Linked DNA regions of Homo sapiens: regions 1 and 3 are each linked to region 2. A link is a contact called in ENCODE Hi-C or POLR2A ChIA-PET data. All regions are on one chromosome and are shown on one strand. Each heading gives the region's core, a stretch centred on a gene start or an enhancer-like site at or near the end of the contact. The rest is flanking DNA. Distances are from core to core; before and after follow the strand shown.

What was found. A loop is a pair of places that touch in the nucleus more often than their neighbours do. ChIA-PET counts read pairs that join two places held with the same protein, here RNA polymerase II (POLR2A). Pooled maps may share reads with other maps.
Region 1: a loop to region 2 is called in a pooled map, with 4 times the contacts of the local background. The contact joins the promoter of DSTYK here to the promoter of PIK3C2B in region 2. A Hi-C loop is called at or near these places in 3 of 50 pooled maps. POLR2A ChIA-PET finds 5 or more read pairs at or near these places in 5 of 52 experiments (AG04450, BJ, GM12878 and 1 more).
Region 3: a pooled map shows a loop between it and region 2 (5-fold over the local background). The contact joins the enhancer-like site here to the promoter of PIK3C2B in region 2. A Hi-C loop is called at or near these places in 1 of 168 maps with a recorded cell type or tissue (naive thymus-derived CD4-positive, alpha-beta T cell) and 5 of 50 pooled maps. POLR2A ChIA-PET finds 5 or more read pairs at or near these places in 3 of 52 experiments (GM12878, OCI-LY7 and T-cell).

What each region holds. Positions count from the first base shown.
Region 1 is chr1:205,210,449-205,213,148 of GRCh38, reverse strand. It overlaps DSTYK (dual serine/threonine and tyrosine protein kinase), which reads left to right and starts at 1,447. Exons shown (of 13, transcript NM_015375.3): 1 at 1,447-1,878. The coding sequence starts at 1,614. RefSeq lists silencers at 1,518-1,647, 2,068-2,117.
Region 2 is chr1:204,493,401-204,496,311 of GRCh38, reverse strand. PIK3C2B (phosphatidylinositol-4-phosphate 3-kinase catalytic subunit type 2 beta) reads left to right here and starts at 1,507. Exons shown (of 33, transcript NM_001377334.1): 1 at 1,507-1,956. LOC124904584 (translation initiation factor IF-2) reads right to left here. Exons shown (of 2, transcript XM_047439554.1): 2 at 580-2,136. The coding sequence ends at 1,116. RefSeq lists a silencer at 1,358-1,827 and enhancers at 1,928-2,057, 2,128-2,317.
Region 3 is chr1:205,287,099-205,289,960 of GRCh38, reverse strand. No RefSeq gene overlaps it. Among named protein-coding and RNA genes, the nearest start is that of NUAK2, 33 kb to the left of the region's middle. Within about 2 kb of position 1,605, at least 13 of the 41 ENCODE cell types and tissues checked have a DNase peak (open chromatin) inside an H3K27ac peak, as active enhancers do; they include OCI-LY7, where a contact is called at or near this core.

The DNA of each region.
Region 1 (2,700 bases), core at 198-2,697, 720 kb before region 2:
CTTACAGCTCTTCTATTTTAAAAATAGTATCTACTTTGTATTAAAATTCCCATTTTTAATTTTCATTTCTATTTTACTGAACCTTTGGGGATTGCATGGGGAATATAATCTTGCAAAAGAAGAATGGCTGATGGAAAATACGTGACCAAGTAAAAGGCAGAAGGGGGAGTGGGTAAATGGGAAGGAGCATGAGGCTCCCTCCTTGCAGTCAGCCCTCACAGACATTTATCAAATACAGATTCATTTGAATTAGTGACCCCTTTTTATAAAATGCTAATGCCCCTGGAAAGGTAAGGCCTTCACATCTTACAACAATTAATCCAAATATCACGACATCATTTGGCTAAGAACACCTGGGTGTTCTGCGATGAGAGGTCAGGAGAAGTAAAATTTCTGAAGCAGGACTCACAAAAATTTAAAACCAAAAGGGCTTAAAGATCTGCCATTCTAAACCCTTACTTTATAGAAGATGAAACGGGGTCTTGCCCGAGATCACAATGCAAGGTATAGGAAGAGTCCAGATCCAAACTCAAATCTCCTCTTAATTTCAGTCAAGGAACTACATCATGTAGCCTATCAGAGAAGAAGTCTGGCCTAGGTAAAAGACGGTGTCTTTCTATAGCAAGAAAGATACAGATGGGCTCTGTGCCTGGTGAAGAGGGGAGAGATAATTCAGGAAGCACAAAAGAGGTGACGTCAAGTTTTGCCCCCTTTGTAATTGTGTCCAGGAGTCTGTGACTGTGTGTGTCAATGAAAGTCCTCCATATTAGCAGAAACCAAGTTAAGATAATCAGAAATAGTTTGGAAGGCTACAAACCTCAACTTCCCCTTACCCAGTCCGGTCTCCCTACTTCAGGAACCCACTGAAGTTCAGCTTACAGCTCTTGTTGATCCTTTCACACCCTTCCTTTCCAAGTCTGGAGAAGGAAAGTTGGAAAAGGGGAACGCAATGCAAATATAAGAGATTTCCCTATTTCCAGGGTACTTTCAGCCGATTTCCAGGGTACTTTTAGCCGATTCCCCAGTATCTACTGTATCCGAAACACTAGAGAGCCACTTAGGGTAGCCATGGAGATGACTGTCTTCAGTCTTGTTTCCTTCCTTTTCTCTACTATTAACATCTTTCGCTACGATTTCGGTAAGGCCCCCCCACTTCTGCTGGCACTCAGGTCCTGCAGCTCCTCCCTCTCCTCAGGGACGCTCATAGAGGGATTAGGAACACTTTTTAAAATGAAGAGAGCGCGAAAACACAAGAACGAGTGAGGGTTTTCTCCAAAAGGGATCAGTCCCATCCACAGCCTCCCCTTCTCCAGCCTTGAGGTTTTGGCGTTTGGTCCCAGCCCGGACTGCAAGTCCCAGGAGACCCCGCGGCGAGGGTGTCCTCCAGCGATCCTTCCCTCACGCTTCTGGATAGTGGAGAGAAAGGTTCCGATAGCGGCGCACTGCGGTTTGGTTTGTTTGCAACGGCAGTGACGGAGGTTGGGAGCCAGGCTGACTGCAGGCGGGGGCGTCAGGAGGCGGATTCCTCCTCCCTTCGGCACTGGGGGGCGGGGAGGAGGGAGGCCGGGCCTGCGGCCGGGGACCGAGCCGCAAAGACAGAGCGGGCAGAGGCGATGGAGGGCGACGGGGTGCCATGGGGCAGCGAGCCCGTCTCGGGTCCCGGCCCCGGCGGCGGCGGAATGATCCGCGAGCTGTGCCGGGGCTTCGGCCGCTACCGCCGCTACCTGGGACGGCTGCGACAGAACCTGCGCGAGACCCAGAAGTTCTTCCGCGACATCAAGTGCTCCCACAACCACACTTGTCTCTCCTCCCTCACGGGCGGCGGCGGGGCCGAGCGCGGCCCTGCAGGCGATGTCGCCGAAACCGGGCTGCAGGCGGGTAAGGAGGGCAGCCCGGAGGGAGAGAGGGCAGGAGAGGCAAATCGGAGGACGGACCGCACCCCTGCCCTGCAAAACAAGCCCGAGTCTTCTCGGGCAGGCGGAAAGGGGCAGTCGTGTCGTGTGGCCGGGTCCCCGGGCATGGGCCGGCCGGATCTGGGATACCTTGGGAGGGCATCCTTCTGAGGAGGGGAGGAAGGGGCCCGCTGGGGGACCGGGAGCCAGGGGCAACCGAGGGCCGGAGTTCCCGGAGCGGGACCCCGGGGACCGGGGTGTGCGCTGACGGACCTGGGGCGGGCCGGCGTTCGGAGAGGGTAGCAGTTAATCCGAGGAGTGGGGAAAGTTGCTCTGAGTTGGGGGCGGGCGCGTGCGCCGTTGTGGGTCAGAGCCCCAGTTTAGAGATGGAGCAGAGGCGGCAGCGAGTCCCGGGAGTCCGAGGAGGCCATGGGACTGTAGTCGGGTGTGTGGGTTTGATGATGTATGTGAAATGTGTTCACACCAATCATGAGGCAGCTCTGTGAAGAGGGGACATTCTCTAAATAGGGTTGGGGGTCGCCAGAGGAAATCATATCTGATGGGTGCCACGGAATTGCCAGAGATGTTGCTCATGCTTAAGGTGAAGAAGAGAGGGAAGGGATCATTTTGGTCCTGAGCCAATGGAGAACTAGCTACTCTTGTTCTTTCTTGCATGATTCTTTCTAGGATGTGCCAGAGGCCCCCAAACACTTAAAATCGTGCAGTCTTTAATCTTTCCTAACGTCTTGCTTCCTTTTAAACTGCTGTTGGTGGGGAACTGGAGGATTTGTTAACTACTGCGTCTAAT
Region 2 (2,911 bases), core at 258-2,757:
ATTAGCTGGGCATAGTGGCGGGCGCCTGTAGTCCCAGCTACTCCGGAGGCTGGGCCAGAAGAATGGCGTGAACCCGGGAGGCAGAGCTTGCAGCGAGCCGAGATCACGCCACTGCACTCCAGCCTGGGCGACAGAGCAAGACTCCGTCTCAAAAAAAAAAAAAAAAAAAAGAACCACCAGTGGCCCCTGTAACACTCTGTTCTCTCAGGCTCCTGAGCTTGACCTGATGACAGACACAGAGTAAGCTGTCATAAATATTTGTATGGTGAAGAAGTGCACGGACACGTTTTTTAACCCCTGTGGCTCCTGAGATCAGGAGTAGCATCATATACATTATGACATATGTGCAGACCAAGCTGCCTTCAGTTAATTATCAAGATGTTTCACCTACATTCTCTCCTTTGATCATTACGAAAGCGTGATAGGTGAGGACGCTATTCTTGATATTCAGAGGGTGAAGTGGAATACTGAAAGTCACAAGCATTGGGTACAGAAGGCACTGTAGGATCAGAAAGGGGAGTGATCCCTTTCCTCCCCATCATAAGAGTCACAGCCGACACTTCTATAACAAAAGACAAGTTAACCAGAGAAAAGCATAACAAATTTATTTAATCATGGTTTTACTTGAGAGGCTGAGGACCAGGTGTTAATCTTCATAGTCTGTCGAGAAAGAAAGAAGAAATGAGGGCAGTGGAGGAAAACACGATTCACGTTTTTAGGAAAATATACTTTGAGATTAGTGATCGTTGGTACTATGCAAACCAAATGCAAACGAGGAGCTGGCCAACTCATGGTTTCTTTTGGGTGGAGCCTTTAGGAAAATTCTTCCAGAGACCACTGCTGGAAGAAAGGTATTTAGAGTAGAAAATTTAAATATAACATATTGTATGAAAGGTTTTTTTTTTTTACTTTTTTTTCTCACTACCCTAGTTGGGTTGGAGGATCCTCTATCTCCCCTCCCTACTTAGGTTGACTGCTGTTTCCTGGATCGCAGCTCGGAAGATCCACCTGGGCGAATACAAAAACAAACGAGACTCCCCTTCCAGAAAGGGAGGAAGGAAGGAGACAGAAAGACGAATGACACTGAGCGTGTAAAGCCCGGAGACAGCCTCTCTCTACCCCAACCTAACCCTCAAGGTAGGGGATCCCCCGAACATCGCTACCGTAATTATGGTAGAAATTCCTGAAACGGATAACTGGACCTCAGCACCGTCATTTCTAGCAGAATGATTGAGCTTTCCTCTGACCCAAAGCCAAGGGGTTCCAGCAGGGGAAACTAACGACCATCCGCAAAAACCCTCACCCAAGTGGGGAGTGGAAATCCTGGCTCTTGGGTTGCAGAGCACAACTTGACGCCAGCGCGTTTCTCTTCCCCCACGCAATGGCAAGTGGGGCGGGAGTCGGAGGGGAGAGGAGGAGAGGAGAAGAGAAGAGGAGGGGGAAGGGGAGGGGAGAGGCGAAGGGCGGCCCGGGTTCCAGCAGCCGCCCCGCCCTCCGGCTCGCGGCGGATTCGGCGCTGCGGCTGGAGCCGGCGGCCGGGTGCCTGCCTGTCCAGGCAGGGTCTGGCCGAGCGTCGCGTCGCCGTGCAGTGCGCCGGGTGTCCGGGAGATGGCTTCCCCTCTCTCGCCCGCTGCTGCCGCTATTGTCTCACCCGGGGTGGCCTGACTCTGCGAGCTCGCGCACGCTCTCGGCGGAGAGCACCCCTCCCCACCCCCACAAGCTGGTCCTTGCGCCCTTTGCTGCCTCTCCCTCTGCCCCTTGGAGCCTAGGGTCTGTGCGGAGCCTGGAGAGGGGAGCGGCCCGGGAGCAGGCGGCGTGCGGCCGGCCAGCTCCTCTCGCGCTGGTGCAAGAGGCGCCTGGAGCCGCAGAGCGAGCCCGGGAGGCGCGGAGCGAGCAGCCCACGTCGCCAGGCACAAGACACGTCGGATGTTGCAGCAGAGCCAGCAGCTAGCGCAGGTAGGACACGCATCCTGCGGGTTGCATCGGCCCCAGCGTCTGTAAAGTGCCCCCAGAGTGGAGGCAGCCGAGGTCAGGGGGCTCTCCCTCCAACATGGCAACAGCGGAGGTGCAACAATGGAAGCAGCCGAGGGTTCCTGGCGGCGGGCTGAGCGGCGGACGCCGTGGGAGCCTGAGCTCCTGCCCGCCGGGCAGAGCAGGTTGCCCCTCACCCCACTCCACTCCACTCCAGCAGCTTCAGGGCCTCTGGGGCTCCAGGCACCCGCGTCCCCACCCCCTTCTCGCTAAACACACTTCCTGGCTCCCAGCTGCAGGGCGATCTGAACCAGTCAATGGCTTTGGGGTTTGTTTATTTAAGATAAGAAATAAAAAAAGCAAAACCTGTCCTGTGATGGGGTTAGTGCCTTCTGTGGACTGGGTGAGAAGTCGGCATCTAGCCTGGGGAATGTGTACGTTTCTTAGTCGGGCGGAGGGTAGAATTGGATTCTCCCTTATAAGGATACTGCAGCAAAAGGAGACTGAAAGCTTGAAAGAGGGAGAGGGACCCTCAGGCCTGAGTTCGCCGGTGCTGGGAGAAGGCGCTGCTCTCCTGGCCTATACTTGTCCCTCATTTTCAGCTCCCGACAGCGGTGACTTTGATGTTGGAGGAGCAATCGCAGCAGGAAGCACAAGCAAGGCTGCCAAGCTGGTGTGGGGTGGAGTAGGGTGGGGAGCCCAGGGGCTTGGCAGGCTTCTGGATTGTGGGAAGAGGTTACCAAATGTATGAGGTTAGTGCACACACCCTAGTTGGCTGATGTTGAAGTGTGTGTGTGTGTGTGTGTGTGTGTGTGTTTTCTGCCATTGCTCTTGCTCCTTCAGGCCTGCCTTTTCTCCTCTCCACCCGCTTCTGGGGTCTTCGTAGCTTCCCTGCCCCAGCCCTTCCAATCATGCCTGGGATGGAATCGCTGTATTGTCT
Region 3 (2,862 bases), core at 356-2,855, 790 kb before region 2:
GGAGGATCCCTTGAGCCTAGGAGGTTGAGGCTGCAGTGAGTTGAGATCACACCACTGCTCTCTAGCCTGGGTGACACAGTAAGACTGTCTCCAAACAAAAAGAGAAGGAATACAGCAGGCAGGGGGTTGCCAGATAAAAGAAAGGATGTCCAGTTACATTTGAATTTCCGATAAACAATGAATTTTTTTTTAGTATAATATTACACAGGACATGCTTAACTAAAAAGTTATTCATTTTTTTTTTTGTTTTTTTTTTTTTTGAGACGGAGTCTTGCTCTTTTGCCCAGGCTGGAGTACAGTGGTACAGTCTCGGCTCACTACAACCTCCGTCTCCTGGGTTCAAGCAATTCTCCTGCCTCAGCCTACTGAGTAGCTGGGATTACAGGCGCACGCCACCACACGCGGCTAATTTTTGTATTTTTAGTAGAGATAGGGTTTCACCATGTTGATCAGGCTGGTCTCGAACTCCTGACCTCATGATCCGCCCACCTCAGCCTCCCAAAGTGCTGGGATTACAGGCATAAGCCACTGCCCCTGGCCTTCTATTCATTGTTTATCTGAAATTCAAATTTAAATGGGTGTTCTGTGTTCTGTATTTTTACTTGCAAAATATGGCAACCCTAATAGCAGGAGAGATTTGGGTTAGTCAACAGGATGAACTTGGATCAGATATTGGGATTCTGACCCAGGGAAGGATGGAGAATCCCCTATTCTGGACAGCTTTAAAAAAGGAGAATGTGGGCCAAGTGTGGTGGCTCATGCCTGTAATCCCAGCACTTTGGGAGGCCAAGGCAGGCGGATCACCTGAGGTCAGGAGTTCAAGACCAGCCTGACCAACATGGAGAAACCCCGTCTCTACTAAAAATACAAAATTAGCCGGGTGTCGTGGTGTATGCCTGTAATCCCAGCTACTTGGGAGGCTGAGGTAGGAGAATCGCTTGAACCCAGAGGGCGGAGGTTGCGGTGAGCTGAGATCACACCATTGCACTCCAGCGTGGGCAACAAGAGCAAAACTCTGTCTGGAAAAAAAAAAAAAAGAAAAAAAAGGAGAATGTGGCCAGGTGCGGTGGCTCACACCTATAATCCCAGCACTTTGGGAGGCTGAGGTCAGGAGTTCAAGACCAGCCTGGCCAACATGGAGAAATACTGCCTCTACTAAAAATACAAAAATTAGCCAGGTATGGTGGCACATGCCTGTAATCCCAGCTACTCAGGAAGCTGAGACAGGAGAATCACTTGAAGCTGGGAGGCAGAGGTTGCAGCGAGCCAAGATCGTGCCACTGCACTGCACTCCAGCCTGGGCAGCAGAGTGAGACTCTACCTCAAAAAAAAAAACAAAAAAAAAAAGCAAAAAAAAAGAAAGGTGAATGTGTCTGAGGACTGAAGGGCAAGCCTCTAAATGCTTAGGGGTAGAGTTTATAGTCAGAGGGACCTTCCTGCAGCTGGGCCAGAGACTCACCCACCCTCTAGAAACCTCAGCAGCTGAGGATGAACAAAACCCACAGGAAGTGGTGGAAGTGAAACTTGGTGTCAGTGTTGTTGTTATTAAAAGGGGGAAGTGACACCGGGTGAGTGAAGGGTGGGTGGAGGTGAAGTCTCTATAGGCAGCGAGGTCATTCGGCAGCGCCCCCCTTCCTGCTCTGCTAAGAATAGTTACGGTTGTGATAGGGGTGTGGTTTGTCTGAGGCTGGGGGAATGAATCTCGCTTGATGTCTGGATGGGGCAGAGCAGAAGTAGCACTGGGGTGGTCAGAGCTTCAAGTCAGGTGGCAGCAAAACCTAAGAAGCATTTTTGGGTTTGGAAATAAACAAATAAGTGGCCTCAGAAGCAGCTCAGAGGAGAAGGATCCTGCCTTCCAGCTAAGAGAACTATAAGAGGGAAGCAGGGCCCATGACCATGACAGTCCCTCCTCTAGTCAGCTTGGGAAGCTCTGAGAAGCTCTTTCCATTAAGAGAGTCAGGGATGCTCCAGAAATCAGGCTGGCAGGGAGGCTGCAGTGCGTTTTTGTCTCTAGCACTTACTGAGCACTTACTGTGTGCTTGACATTGTGCCAGGCCCTGAGGCTCCAGAATTAAATACAGTGTGGTTCCTGCGCTCCAGAGGTTGGAAGTCCAGTGGAAGAGATATGCATCAAACTAATATAAATTCATGAATTCATTGTGATCAGAGGTAATAGTTGAAAGCCCAAGCAGCAGCCTACCTACTGTGAGCCTGAGCCCACCCCTCAGCAACTCCCCAGCCCTGGCCCAGGCTGCAAACCAACAGAGGCCGGAGTCACCCAGCTGCCTGCAGAGCAGTGCATCAAGTCAGGACCCTTTCTCTGCCCAGACGTCTTTGCCAACTGTTTGGAACAAAGGGAAATCATCTGGTTTGGGGAAAGACATAAGAATGACCGTTTTCTTTCCTAAACCTTCACCCTCTCCCATTTCGGCCTGAGAAAAGCTGTTAGATGCTTCTTCAGAGGGTTTCTAAGGGCCACAATTGCCTTCCACCTAAGAGGGAACAGGGTGGGGAGGGGTGGCAATGGCCTTCTTTGACCGCAGAGGTTTTGGATTTAGCCTGAAGTCACAGAACAACTGAAGCCAAGAGACAGTTCACCCTTTCTGGTGTCTAGAGCTTATTGAACAAATGTCCATTGACCCCCTATTGCTAGGGGCAGGGGTGAAATATTGAGTTGAGTCCAGGGCTCCAGCCTACTAGAGGCACAGTCTGTAGAGAAGTCAGATAATGACCAGGCGGTGCCTAAGCTGGATCTGAATCCAGGGCCTTTAGTCATCAGACACTGGACAGATTCTTCGTGGAGGGAGTTGGGCCTTGAAGGCTGAAGAGTTTTCTGGGTCAAGTACATGTTTAGGGAGCAAG